Regions from separate parts of the Homo sapiens genome. Here regions 1, 2 and 3 are each linked to region 4. Evidence: chromatin contacts called from ENCODE Hi-C or POLR2A ChIA-PET data. All regions are on one chromosome and are shown on one strand. The core of a region is the stretch at or near the end of the contact, and the rest is flanking DNA. Distances in the headings are between cores, read along the strand shown.

The links. Hi-C counts contacts between places; a loop is a spot of excess contacts on that map. ChIA-PET counts read pairs that join two places held with the same protein, here RNA polymerase II (POLR2A). Pooled maps may share reads with other maps.
Region 1: a pooled map shows a loop between it and region 4 (2.3-fold over the local background). The contact joins two enhancer-like sites. A Hi-C loop is called at or near these places in 10 of 37 single-sample maps with no recorded cell type and 5 of 50 pooled maps.
Region 2: a map with no recorded cell type shows a loop between it and region 4 (11-fold over the local background). The contact joins two enhancer-like sites. A Hi-C loop is called at or near these places in 9 of 37 single-sample maps with no recorded cell type and 6 of 50 pooled maps. POLR2A ChIA-PET finds 5 or more read pairs at or near these places in 1 of 52 experiments (activated T-cell).
Region 3: a loop to region 4 is called in a map of sigmoid colon, with 2.8 times the contacts of the local background. The contact joins two enhancer-like sites. A Hi-C loop is called at or near these places in 2 of 168 maps with a recorded cell type or tissue (dorsolateral prefrontal cortex and sigmoid colon) and 9 of 50 pooled maps.

What each region holds. Positions count from the first base shown.
Region 1 is chr7:106,541,220-106,544,046 of GRCh38, reverse strand. No RefSeq gene overlaps it. Among named protein-coding and RNA genes, the nearest start is that of CTB-30L5.1, 56 kb to the left of the region's middle. Within about 2 kb of position 1,371, at least 9 of the 41 ENCODE cell types and tissues checked have a DNase peak (open chromatin) inside an H3K27ac peak, as active enhancers do.
Region 2 is chr7:106,344,780-106,347,479 of GRCh38, reverse strand. No RefSeq gene overlaps it. Among named protein-coding and RNA genes, the nearest start is that of NAMPT-AS1, 61 kb to the right of the region's middle. RefSeq lists an enhancer at 144-1,343. Within about 2 kb of position 1,444, at least 4 of the 41 ENCODE cell types and tissues checked have a DNase peak (open chromatin) inside an H3K27ac peak, as active enhancers do.
Region 3 is chr7:106,423,715-106,426,419 of GRCh38, reverse strand. No RefSeq gene overlaps it. Among named protein-coding and RNA genes, the nearest start is that of NAMPT-AS1, 140 kb to the right of the region's middle. RefSeq lists enhancers at 983-1,082, 466-1,665. Within about 2 kb of position 1,284, at least 21 of the 41 ENCODE cell types and tissues checked have a DNase peak (open chromatin) inside an H3K27ac peak, as active enhancers do; they include sigmoid colon, where a contact is called at or near this core.
Region 4 is chr7:106,056,790-106,059,593 of GRCh38, reverse strand. No RefSeq gene overlaps it. Among named protein-coding and RNA genes, the nearest start is that of SYPL1, 54 kb to the left of the region's middle. RefSeq lists a silencer at 370-489 and enhancers at 830-929, 960-1,119, 803-1,354, 2,200-2,249, 2,760-2,804. Within about 2 kb of position 1,518, at least 17 of the 41 ENCODE cell types and tissues checked have a DNase peak (open chromatin) inside an H3K27ac peak, as active enhancers do; they include sigmoid colon, where a contact is called at or near this core.

The DNA of each region.
Region 1 (2,827 bases), core at 122-2,621, 480 kb before region 4:
AAAAAAAAAAAAAAAAAAAAAAAAAAAAAAAAAAAGTACATCTGATAACATTAGACTAAAATCTAAACTCCTCACCATGACCTTCAAGACCCTTCAAAGTCAAGCTCTGCTTACCTCTCAAATCTCACTTTTTTTTTTGAATTTTTACAGCCCCAATTTTATTTTACAAACCAATGGCAGCTACTAGAAGATTCTTTAGGAAACCTTAGCTAAGCCACATAATCAGGCCTATACAAGTACAGAAAAAGCTAAACATCAAATCTCACTTTTTGAACATTCTCTCTTCTCACTCGGTCCTCTCCAGCCACATTGGCCATTCTGCTGTGTTCTCAGACACACCAAGTCATTTATTCCTTAGAAACTTTGCACTTGTTATTCTCTCTGCCTGGGATGCTTTTCCTTCAGAGATTCCCAAGGCTTGCTCACATCTCTAAAACAAGTCTTTTCCCCGACTACTCTTTAAGGGAGAGTCCACCTTTTCCACCCTCAGCATACTCTAGTCCATCTCCTTGCTTGATTTTCTTCACTGAACTTTCACTATCTGGAATTTATTATCTGTTTGTTTCTTTATTTGTTGTTGTCCCACTAGATTGTGAGTGTGAGGAGGGCAGGGGCTTTGTCTATCTGGTTCATTGCTGTATCCCTGGGGCCTAGAACAGCACCTGGTCCTTGAAGAGCATTAGAGCCTTCACATTCCACGGCCCCTGGGGTATTCACTATGGATAGTGTTCCTCTGTGGAACATCATTCATGCAGGATAAATCAATGGTAAACAAATCTTCAGTGAATGTGTGCTGTCTGCTCAGCAATGTGCTATAACTGCTTGACTTGTGTTTTGAGCTCTAACATTTCAAAAAGTCTGCCAGAGCCTTGCATATCTCCCAGATTGGAAAGAATGAGAATTCCTTATGATCAGAAATCACAAGACTGAGAATACTAGTTTGTTTTTTTAGAAGAGTCTTACTTGCAGGAATAGTTTCAAAATAGTTGCCTCATAAACTTCTGAGCCCTGGAAGTCCTGACTATTTCTGCCTGGCTCTTGAAATTTGTTCTGGCACTGTCTGAAGCTCTTCTTCACTCCAGCTTTGGGCTTCTGGATGAAAGCTCCTGGTTTTTTTTTTTTTTTTTTTTTTTTTTTCCACTCACCACTGTGAACTACACACCCAAATCCCCAACCCCAGCATTTTTCTTTATTCTGTCTTTGGCAGTTGTTTTTGTATTCTGGTTTTAGTTTGATGTTTTCAGACTGTTTCCTGTTCTAGCCATGGGCTATCTCTGGCTGGCTTCAGTGTGTCTTGTAGAATTTGTGCCCCACCTCCCTCTAGCTGCTTGTTTTTTCCACATTCTCTGTCTCTGAGTAGGGATTTTCTTACGCCCTGTTCACATCTGCCCCCTCCTGGCAGGTATGATATTTAGTGGAGTGAACTTGACTCTAGTTCTTGATCAGTTTTGTGCTTAATTTAGTATTGACTCTAGGTCTTGATCAACGCATCCTTCTACATGTAATGGGCAACGTTTATTCAGTTCCTAGCTTTGACCAGCTAGATGAAGAATGTGGACAAAACACAGGAGAGTAGATAAGTCAGTGCTCATTACAGGGGGTGTGTGCCCCACAAGAGCTGCATAAGGTGGTCCATTGGGAAACTGGAAAGAAATGTTAGAAACTCTCTTTCTAATTTTATTTTTTAATTTCCATATTTGTGTATGATCAAAGCAACTTTATGGACAAAGATGTATGATCAATAGAGTTTGGAGACCACTGTTCTGGATAATAATTCTACTTATACTTTATAACCAATAATGACTCAGTCATTTACACACAGTGTGTACATTATGTAAAATAAATCATATTCACCCCCACATTGAATCATTTTTATTGCTGGTGTCTGGGCAGTCATGAAATTCTTCATGCCCCTCTTACATTATAAAGTTCTTACTAGGTACAGTTTAATAAACCTATGGCTAGGGGTGAGCAGTGAGGGAATACTATATCATACTGACTGTTTGATCTTTCCAGAAATACTATTCCTTGTGAAAGATTCATCCTATTTTAAATGTGAGCCTCTGCAAATCTTAAAATAGTTGAAATGCTTCCAAGTGAAATAATATGTCATATCACTGAATCAGTTAAAATATGCTTCGACTCAAAATATCTTTGATATTGTGTGTTTTAAACTTTATTGAAAATCACTTAACATTTATTAAGAACTTTTTGTTTTTCTTTTGTACTGGGTGGATAGTTGTCAACTTGGCATTATCCCTGCCTCTTGCCATGGAGCTTTTGGGTTTGATTCTGCTACTGAGAGGAATTTGCATGACATTTGGAAAGAGATAATAGAAGTCATCATTTATGGTTATGGACAAAAGTAGGGACAGTGGCAGACTCGAGGCAGCTTCTCTGTGAACTACTGCTTGGGTGCTGTAAGCAGCTGAGACCAGCAGTAGTGGTTTCCCTGATAATCCTGTTTCATAAATGAAACAACATTTTACTTTTATTTTTTATAAAATCCAGATTCTGCACAACTGACTTAACCTTTTAAACATATTAATTTGACCCCCAAATTAATCTATAATTTCATAGCAAATCCAACCAAAATTCAGGTAAAATTTTTCTTTTTCTGCGGGATTAGGGTGGGGAGAGGGTAGGGAACCTGATAAACTATTTCCAAAATATATAAAGTAGAATAAGGGTTCACATTAGGAAAAGCAACTATACCACATAAAAACATAAAATGGAAGATTCACACCACTAGATACTAAAATGTTTTACAAAGTCATAGACAAAAAAAATAATGTGGTACTTGCAGGTAGACAAAGCAGTGAAATAG
Region 2 (2,700 bases), core at 195-2,694, 290 kb before region 4:
AATTCAAGAATCTTGTCACTCAAAGTCAAAACATTTTCTCCAGGGCCTTGCAGAGACTTGTTCACATAATGAAAAATGTCCGCTGAGAAGGCAACTTTTTGTAGCCATTGTTCATCAAAACACTTAACGAAACTTGCCCAGTATGATATTGAAAGTACTTTTGAATTTCATCTTTTAGCTCAAACACCCTGTTGAAAATGCTTCCTCTGCTGAGCCACCAAATTTCTGTGTATAGCAGGATATTTCTGTGGCCTTTATCGACACCTTTTCAGTTTTAAAAGTATTCTCAAGTTAGCCTTTATATAACAAAGATAGCCATTTTGTAATATTATCTAAAACTTTCATTTCATCTCCAAGAATGTTTGACATTCTCTTTGAAGAAGCCAATGTGTTGTGAAAATGTGAGAAACTTTTTTCATTTAATAAGATGCAAAAGCTCTCATAGAACCAAATTTGACAGAGCACTATCAGTGTTCATGTCAATGTAGTTCTTAGACCTTTTGTTTATAGATATGAAGGCCAAACATTAATTATATCTTGGCCTTTCCTTGTTATGGGCCACTCTTTGTTTTCTTGAATTTCACAATTACTTGCAAATCTTACAAATGCTAAGTATGACATTTATTGGTGAAATCCCCTGACTCATCAACCTAGAAAAGGAAGCTGCGGTTTTTCAGGGTATGTCACAAAACCTCTTCAAAGTTGTGTGACGTGTCATCAATACTTCACCATATGACACTGTTTGAGGCTGTGGAACCTTTTCAGTTTCTTGTAGTGCATCTTTTCCTAGCCTTTGATTCACAGTAATTTTACATGATCACATTGTTAGCCTTACCAACTGTGTGACTTTTCCTGTTTAAGACAGTAAGTTCTGCTACTAAATAACTTGCTCCCTGGTCCTTTTCACTGAATGTACCTGTTTCTTGTTTGTTTGTGTGTTTGTGTGTTTTTAACAAGAGTTACTGTTTGTTTTAAGATTCTAATAGCTGCTTAAAGTAATCAGCATCTTTACTTCTCGAATACCTATGACTTATATTTAAGGGTTTTTGTTTTGTTTGGGTTTTCTTTTTTTTTTTTTATTGGAGCCATTCCCACATCTCTAAGTTGTTTGACATAGCAGGGATTGGCAAATGACAGCCCATGGGCCGAACCTCACCAGAGGCCTGCTTTGGTACAGCCCTCAGGGCTAAGATTGGCTTTTACATTTTTAAAGCATTTAAACAAGCAGACAAAGACAAAGAAGAATATGTGACAGAGACTACATGTGATCTGAAAAACCTAAAATATTTGCCACCTGCCTCTTTACAGAAAAATCTTGCTGGCCTCCTCACATGGATGATTCTCAATAAAATAAGAAAATTTGGATAATCAGCCTATAGAAGCTCCTTGGTAAGGGTCTTTCATCATAAAGATGGACTTTTTCTGTGTCCTTTGTTCCAATCACACAGGAAAATGACTCAGAAGGTTATAATTCATCATCACTACCCTTATCAGGGTTATCCCCAGGCCTAAAATTTTCCTCTTCCATCTCACATCTCACCTTCAAAAATTACCACATTGGGTTATCAAACATGTTTATAAAATACAAACATGAGTTAAGTGTAAAACATAAGAGCATAGTAAAATTTAAAAATCCCCCCAAACTCATCAATCACTGGAGAAATCACTTTTAGTCTTTTTCAACCTATGTTTTGCCATGTTTGTAACCACAACAAAACTGGGGGCAGGAGGTGGGGCAGGGTGCAGCTGAGCCTTTAGAATGAAAATTAAATTTCCCCTCATTTTTAGTTATACTAGCAAAGCTTGTTTGGTCCTGTGAGTCATCCTGTAGTGCATAAGGGGAGTTTAGGGGAAATAGTTAGAGAAGGAAAAACTCATGTCATCCATTTACCACCCCTCTCGTCTGTGCAATATAGCACTCATCAGTTACCAGTAACCTCCCATAGCTTGCATCATAAACCAAACTGGGCACAAACAAATACAATCCTATTGCACACTGCCACAATGGGGCTGAAAGACCCCGAATGAAATTGCTGACATGTCTGCTTAGCCACTATCTATCCTCAAAGTATGCAAACTTCGAAAGTTGATGTCTAGGTTTTAAATCAAAATCTCTTACAAACCCCTAGTGATGACATATTGAACTTTAAGGTTTTGTGGAAACCAAATTGAGAAACATTGGACCAGAGTCTCTGTATTCCAAAAGATTATCTTTCATTTGTATAATCTAAAACTCCCTTAAGTCTTATTCTTCTCCAAAACTCAAAGATCTACCCTTCTTCAAAGATAAATTTAATAATCACTGGCAGAATTAAAACAGATTGTTCTCACTCTCAGCCATCAATATTTTGGAAAACATCAAGTGCGGAAGTAAGCATCGTGACTCTGTTACAGTAACAGCTCAAATATCCGGAAGAATGTGGTAAGTCTATAAACACGTTACCACTAAAGTGCTCTCAGAGTCCATGGGGAAGTGAGATCACTAGATAGAGGAAATCAGGAAGGGTGTCATAAGTGAGGTAGCACTTACCACAGATCTCAGGGAAGGGAAGCACTTCTATGGTCAACATGACAGGAAAACATTTAGAATGCAGAGAATACAATTTCTAAAAGCATGGAGGCAGAAATTTATGGAGCAGGTTAGAACAATAGTATGTGGTCCCATTTGGCTAAAGTATAGGTGACATGTAGCGGGGAAGG
Region 3 (2,705 bases), core at 35-2,534, 370 kb before region 4:
GGGGCCTTGATTCCTCTGCAAGTGGGAGCCAGATTGGCTTTTCAGTCTCACCCAAACTTTGAGCTAGAAGGGAAGAGGGAGGAGAGTGGGGAAGGGAAAGGTGTCAGAGTCAGCGGACCCTGAGGAGAGGCACTGTGGATTATCAGTGTGAGGTATTAACATCACCCCTCCAGCCTTCACTGGGAATTGGGAGTCGACACTTGGGAATGTTTGAGTGCAGGTAAGGCAGGTGTCCCTACTCCACCAGAATGATCTGCTCCCCTTCTTCAAGTTTCTCGGTTTCTTACCCAACCATCCCCTTCCCCTACCCTGGCTATATGTAGCTGTTTCTAATTTTCTTTAATTTAACAAGGACTCAGTAAAAGAGAATATTTTCGTTAAACTTTCAGGTTTAACAAGATATTGTGAAAGCCATTGATCTCCACTCTATCACGCTGGAGAAGTAGGGAAATACCTATTTGTAAAATGTGCGTGTCTGCCTGTTGACACCCAGTTGTTGGCTTATTTGTTCATTCATTTATTTATGCATCTATTATTTATTCATTCATCAAATAGCTGTCAAATGCTATCTAAGACTTGATTGTTGTATTTATCCTCAGCTGGACCCTTCTATCCCCTCCTAAAGGAAGAGGAAGGAGGCATGCAAGGCACACAGCAAGGTGGGCTGATGCCAAGCTAGAACAAGGAAAGTGCAGTTGGAGGACATGTGTGGTGGGACCTGTAGCTGACCTTTCCCCTCCCTGCAGCCAGACTTTGCCCTCCCTGCAGCCAGGCCTGGGCCACACGGGTAGGAATACCCTGGCAGTTCACATTCTCACTCAGTCTCACACTCACTTTGTACTCTGATGCTGACATGAAGTGGCTCTGCTGGCAGCCCACGTGTTTCCAGATACTTGACCCAGCTGCAGGTATGAAGGCCTTACCTCCTGGCAAATGTGAAACAAAAGTCGAAGGAGACAAAGAGCCTGTGAGCTTGTTCCCCACTCCTTTCCATACTCAGCTGATGACTCAATTCACCACCAAGGGTGAGCATGAGGGATCTGTCCGTTCATATTCATCTTCCACCCTTTCCAGGCTTTGGATGTGTGGAGCTGTGCTAATTTGGAGTTGCTGAGCTACAGGACAGTGTTAAGAGAGGCTCTGGCATCTCAGATTTATTGCTTGAATACTTGAAATCCTTATTACAGGAAGTTACACAGCTTGCTTCCAAGCAGCACATGTAAAATTGCAGTTTGACGTTCTGGGGAAATCCCAAGCGTCACGCTGTTTCACCAGAGTGATAAATTGACAAGGGGCCAGTGTTCTGATGAAATCTTGCTTCTGTTTGCCTGCCTTCCCCATGAGTTCTCTAGTTTCCTAAGAGCCAAGAGTGAGCAAATAGGCTCTTACTCATTTTAGAACATTAGTCTTCTAATTTGCATACTTTCTTTCTACATCTAGTTATTGGTACTTGAACGGAAGTGGAGGAGTCTGTCCTAACATATTCCTCTGCCCTCCCCATCCCATCATGATTGAGAAAGAGAGAGAGAGAGAGAGATTGGAACTTGGGTTAGGAACTACTTTCCAGAATCTTTTATTTTCTTCTTTTTACTTATCTACCTTCCTTCCCTTTTTCTTTTCATTCCATTTCTCTCTCCCTCTTTTATTCAGTAATTTATCCAATTACCCATTCATTACTTTGTACCTGGAACCTGAGCTTAAGATAGCTGTGTCCTCTTCCTCTCCCTGATTAGGATTTAGATGTAAGTCTGTGAATGCCAGGATGATGTGTGGCTCAACCTACCTGTGGGTCTGCATACCTGAGTGATGGAGTCTCCTAGGAAAGACTCTCTTCACAGGAGGGGGAAATAGAAGCACCTACTAGGTTCAGTTGCACTGGACCAGGACTAGAATGGAGACTGGGGTGGTCCTGGTGGGGTTTGAGGAACAGCACAGTGCCTGTCACTCTGATGTCTTCTGGCCCAGCGCCCAGGGCCAGAAGTCCTGGGAAGTCCTGCGCCTGGGTCCTGAGATGAGGGTATTGGAATAAAAAACAAGTGTAAACAAAAATAGTTCATCACAAAAGCATCCCTAGGTTACAGGAAGCAGGGGGCAAGAGCAGCACCAGCCAGCCCCAAAAGCCAGGCTGATGTCAGTGTCCTTGACCCTGTGCAGATGCAGCTGTGTCATGGGTGGTGGTGGTGGGCACCTCCACTGTGCTCCAGCATAGACGTGCTGCTCTCTAAGGCTGCCTTGGTTGTCAGCAGCAATGGAGACCCCAGTCCCGTAAGCAGAGGCAGGTGAGGAAGAAGGTAGCAGGTGCCACACATAGCAGTGGGCAGTCATGCTCAGTATCTGTAAGATAATCCCTGGAGAATCCCAGACTTTAGGGGATGAGTTTGATGTGAGGATGTGTGTGGTTGGAGCAGCTGCAGAATGGATTTGGGTAAATCCAGAGAATGCTGTTTTGTATCTCTCACTAAGATTCTGTTTCACTCTAGGCAGAGGAATTTGAGAGACACAGGCTTTTACACGTGCCTTAAATCCAACTTACTTCCAAAAAGCACTTGTAGAAGCTTTATAGAAAGCCTCAATATAAAAGAGATAATTTTTTTAAAAAGAAGATGAACCACAGTCAAGAAATAAAGACTGGAAGGAAGGAAGGAAGGAAGGAAAGATGAGTGGTGTTTTACTAGAAAGCCTAGTCAAACAAATGTTTTTGCGTG
Region 4 (2,804 bases), core at 269-2,768:
TGAACTATCTGTCTATTTCCCACTCCCTCCACCCCACCAGGCATTCAGGACTCGATATATTCTTGAAGCTAATCCTTTGTCACTTAAGTGCTACACATATCTTTTCCCAGCTTGTGGCTTATCTTCTGAGTTTCTTTAAAATACCTGTGATGAACCAAGGTTCTTAAATTTAACGTGGTTGAAATCATGAATCTTTCTTTTTTATGATTTGTGATTTTTTGGTGTGTTATTTTTAAGAAATTCTTCCTCACTCCAAGATCAAAGAGATATTCACTTCCATTTTCTGCTGGTCAGATATCCCACCCACAGGGATGCTGCTGTTGTTTGGGGACCTGTGCCCAAGGCAAGGATGGGCAGACCCCAAACCTGACATGCTGTCCCCAGATGCCAGGAGGACCACATGTCAGGGCCTGCACAACCTTAGGGTGCCTTTCCTGTAAACCAGCCCCCAGACGTCACTGGGTACAAGCTAGTGCTCCTAATCTACCCCCTACCCGTACTTCGGCCAACACAAAAGGTGCCAGTGAGCCTGAAGCCATAAGATCCATGTGGCAGATTTGAGGGCCCCAGATGCTGTATTCAACTGGGGGTACTCAAAATACTGTGATCAGCACAGATCTGTCTGCTCACCACATGCCAGGATCTGCCAGGGACCATCTCACAGCTAATGATAAATCCTCCTGTCAGGGCCACAAAGCAGGGCTTTGTGTCACTGTGTTAGCCCGCATCGTCCCAGGGCAGGGCTCCAGGCTGAGCTGGTCAGCCCAGGCCACTGCAGACAATGGAGCCACAGTGGGGCAGGGCTTGCAATGGAAGTCAGTATGGAGGATGGTGACAAGAAGCAAACACCCTGACAGCAGCCAGGCCCATGCACGCCTCCCCGAGGAGGGAGGACAGGGCGGGGCAGGCTCTGCAGAGTCAACGGGCAACTTGAATCTTGCAGCATCTGGCTAGCACCCAGGCAGGCTCCACAGATGCCCGCCTGGGCCTGATTTTCCTGTTCTCAGTCTCCCACGTCTGCCAGGAGGCCTTGATAAATATTCAATAGCTCTGGCCTCAGAGCCTGTGTCTGGAGGACATTCTTAGGCAGTGAACTGGAGACAAGCTGAGAGGAGGCCTTTAAAGGAGCCCCAAACCTCAGCCTCTCCTTTCTGCTCGGGGTTTGGTTTTAAAGAGTCCCAGGGGAGCCACCCACCTGCAGGCCTGACCCCCTGAGGTCGATACGCGGGTTCCCTGAGCCCAGCTCTCAGGGAAGAAAAAGGCAGAATTCAGGCTGCTAGAGCAGCCGGGATAAGAGAAGTGATGCTGGCAAATGTGGTATTTAATGGATATTTTAAAACACCAATAGCAAATACAGTCATTTCTGGGACTTTTTTTTAGAAGATGCTGAATTAAAAATTTGCATCTTCCCTCATTCTTGATCTCCTTCTGCAGTTCCACTTGAGCAACCCCACAGGCTCCAGTCTCACTTCTGCTCACACCCTCCACCTGCTGCCCACGCAGCTTCCTGTCCTGCCCCCACCGCGCCCCCTGCGCCGTCCCAGCTCACCTGTTGGCCATCAGACATCACTCACGACCCCTCCCTTTCACCAGACTGTGGCTCCCACCATTTTGATTATGAAGTTTCTCATTTAGCTCAAAATATCTGACAGACTCCCTGCCCCATTCATTATATTGGACACATAGAGTCGAATATATATTAAACTTCAATTAGATCAATTCTATATTAGACTTCTATAAAACATCCAGTGGGTGAGAAACTATATAATGATCAAAGTGACTGCAAATTCAGTAACCACATTGTGCAATCATATTTTACTTATCACAGAAACATCCAGGCACCTTTGAGAACCAACAGGACGTTCATGTGCAGAAGATGTGATTTCTTCAATCTAAAGACAGTGGAGAGAGGGGTGTGTGCGTGTGTGCACGGGTGCACGTATGCAAATTTGCTGGCCCCTCACAAAAGCTCTAGTTTCTGGAAGGAGAGCCCGAGTGTCCTCAGGCCCAGCGGTTCCAAGCATTACTGGGTGCCTCCACTGAGATAGCAAAGGACTCACAGGTCTCCAGGCACCTGGTAATAATGTGGAATTGGCCGGGGCTGCCTGTTGCTGAGGAAGTTCTTGTCAAGTCTGGCCTTGGTGGGAGCACCAGTGGTAGTCAGAGGTTCTTCACCTTTTTTGGGTCATAGACCCCTTGGAGTGAAAATGTTGGAGGTTTCTCCTGAAAAGCACACTGCAATTCAGGGGATCCCCTGGGTCCTGGAGTCCATGCATAGGCATCATGGACCCCACATGGAAACCTCCCTGATTGAGAGGTCTCGAAAGCTTTTCCAGTCCTAAGAGTACAGTTTCTAATTTGCTGGAGTCGGCTGGACTTTCATTCCCTGGCAGAGCCATTTTGGAGGATAAGAAGATGTGTCTTCTCTACCACCGCACATGCGGTCCACAGTGACTGAGGGGAGTGTCACGGTGCCACCTTGTGCTTCTGTCCTGAAACTGCACCTTCTCTGGGGCCCATGCTCAGGTCCACACTGCCCACCTCTCACTCCATGAGCCTCACTCCCTACCACTCTCCCACCTTCTTACTCTGACCAAGCCACATGGACTCCTGACGTCCCTGCCTTGGGGGCCTTTGCACTGACTGTTCCCCCTGCCTGAAGTCTGGGTTTAAAGCCGTATACACAAGTGCAGTTTGTACAGTCATATCATGAACCAAGAAAAAAAGCAAATGTTTATGAAGATGCCTTTATTTTCACTTGGCCTAAAGCGAGAAAGTATCACATGAGTATATAAAAGAATTTT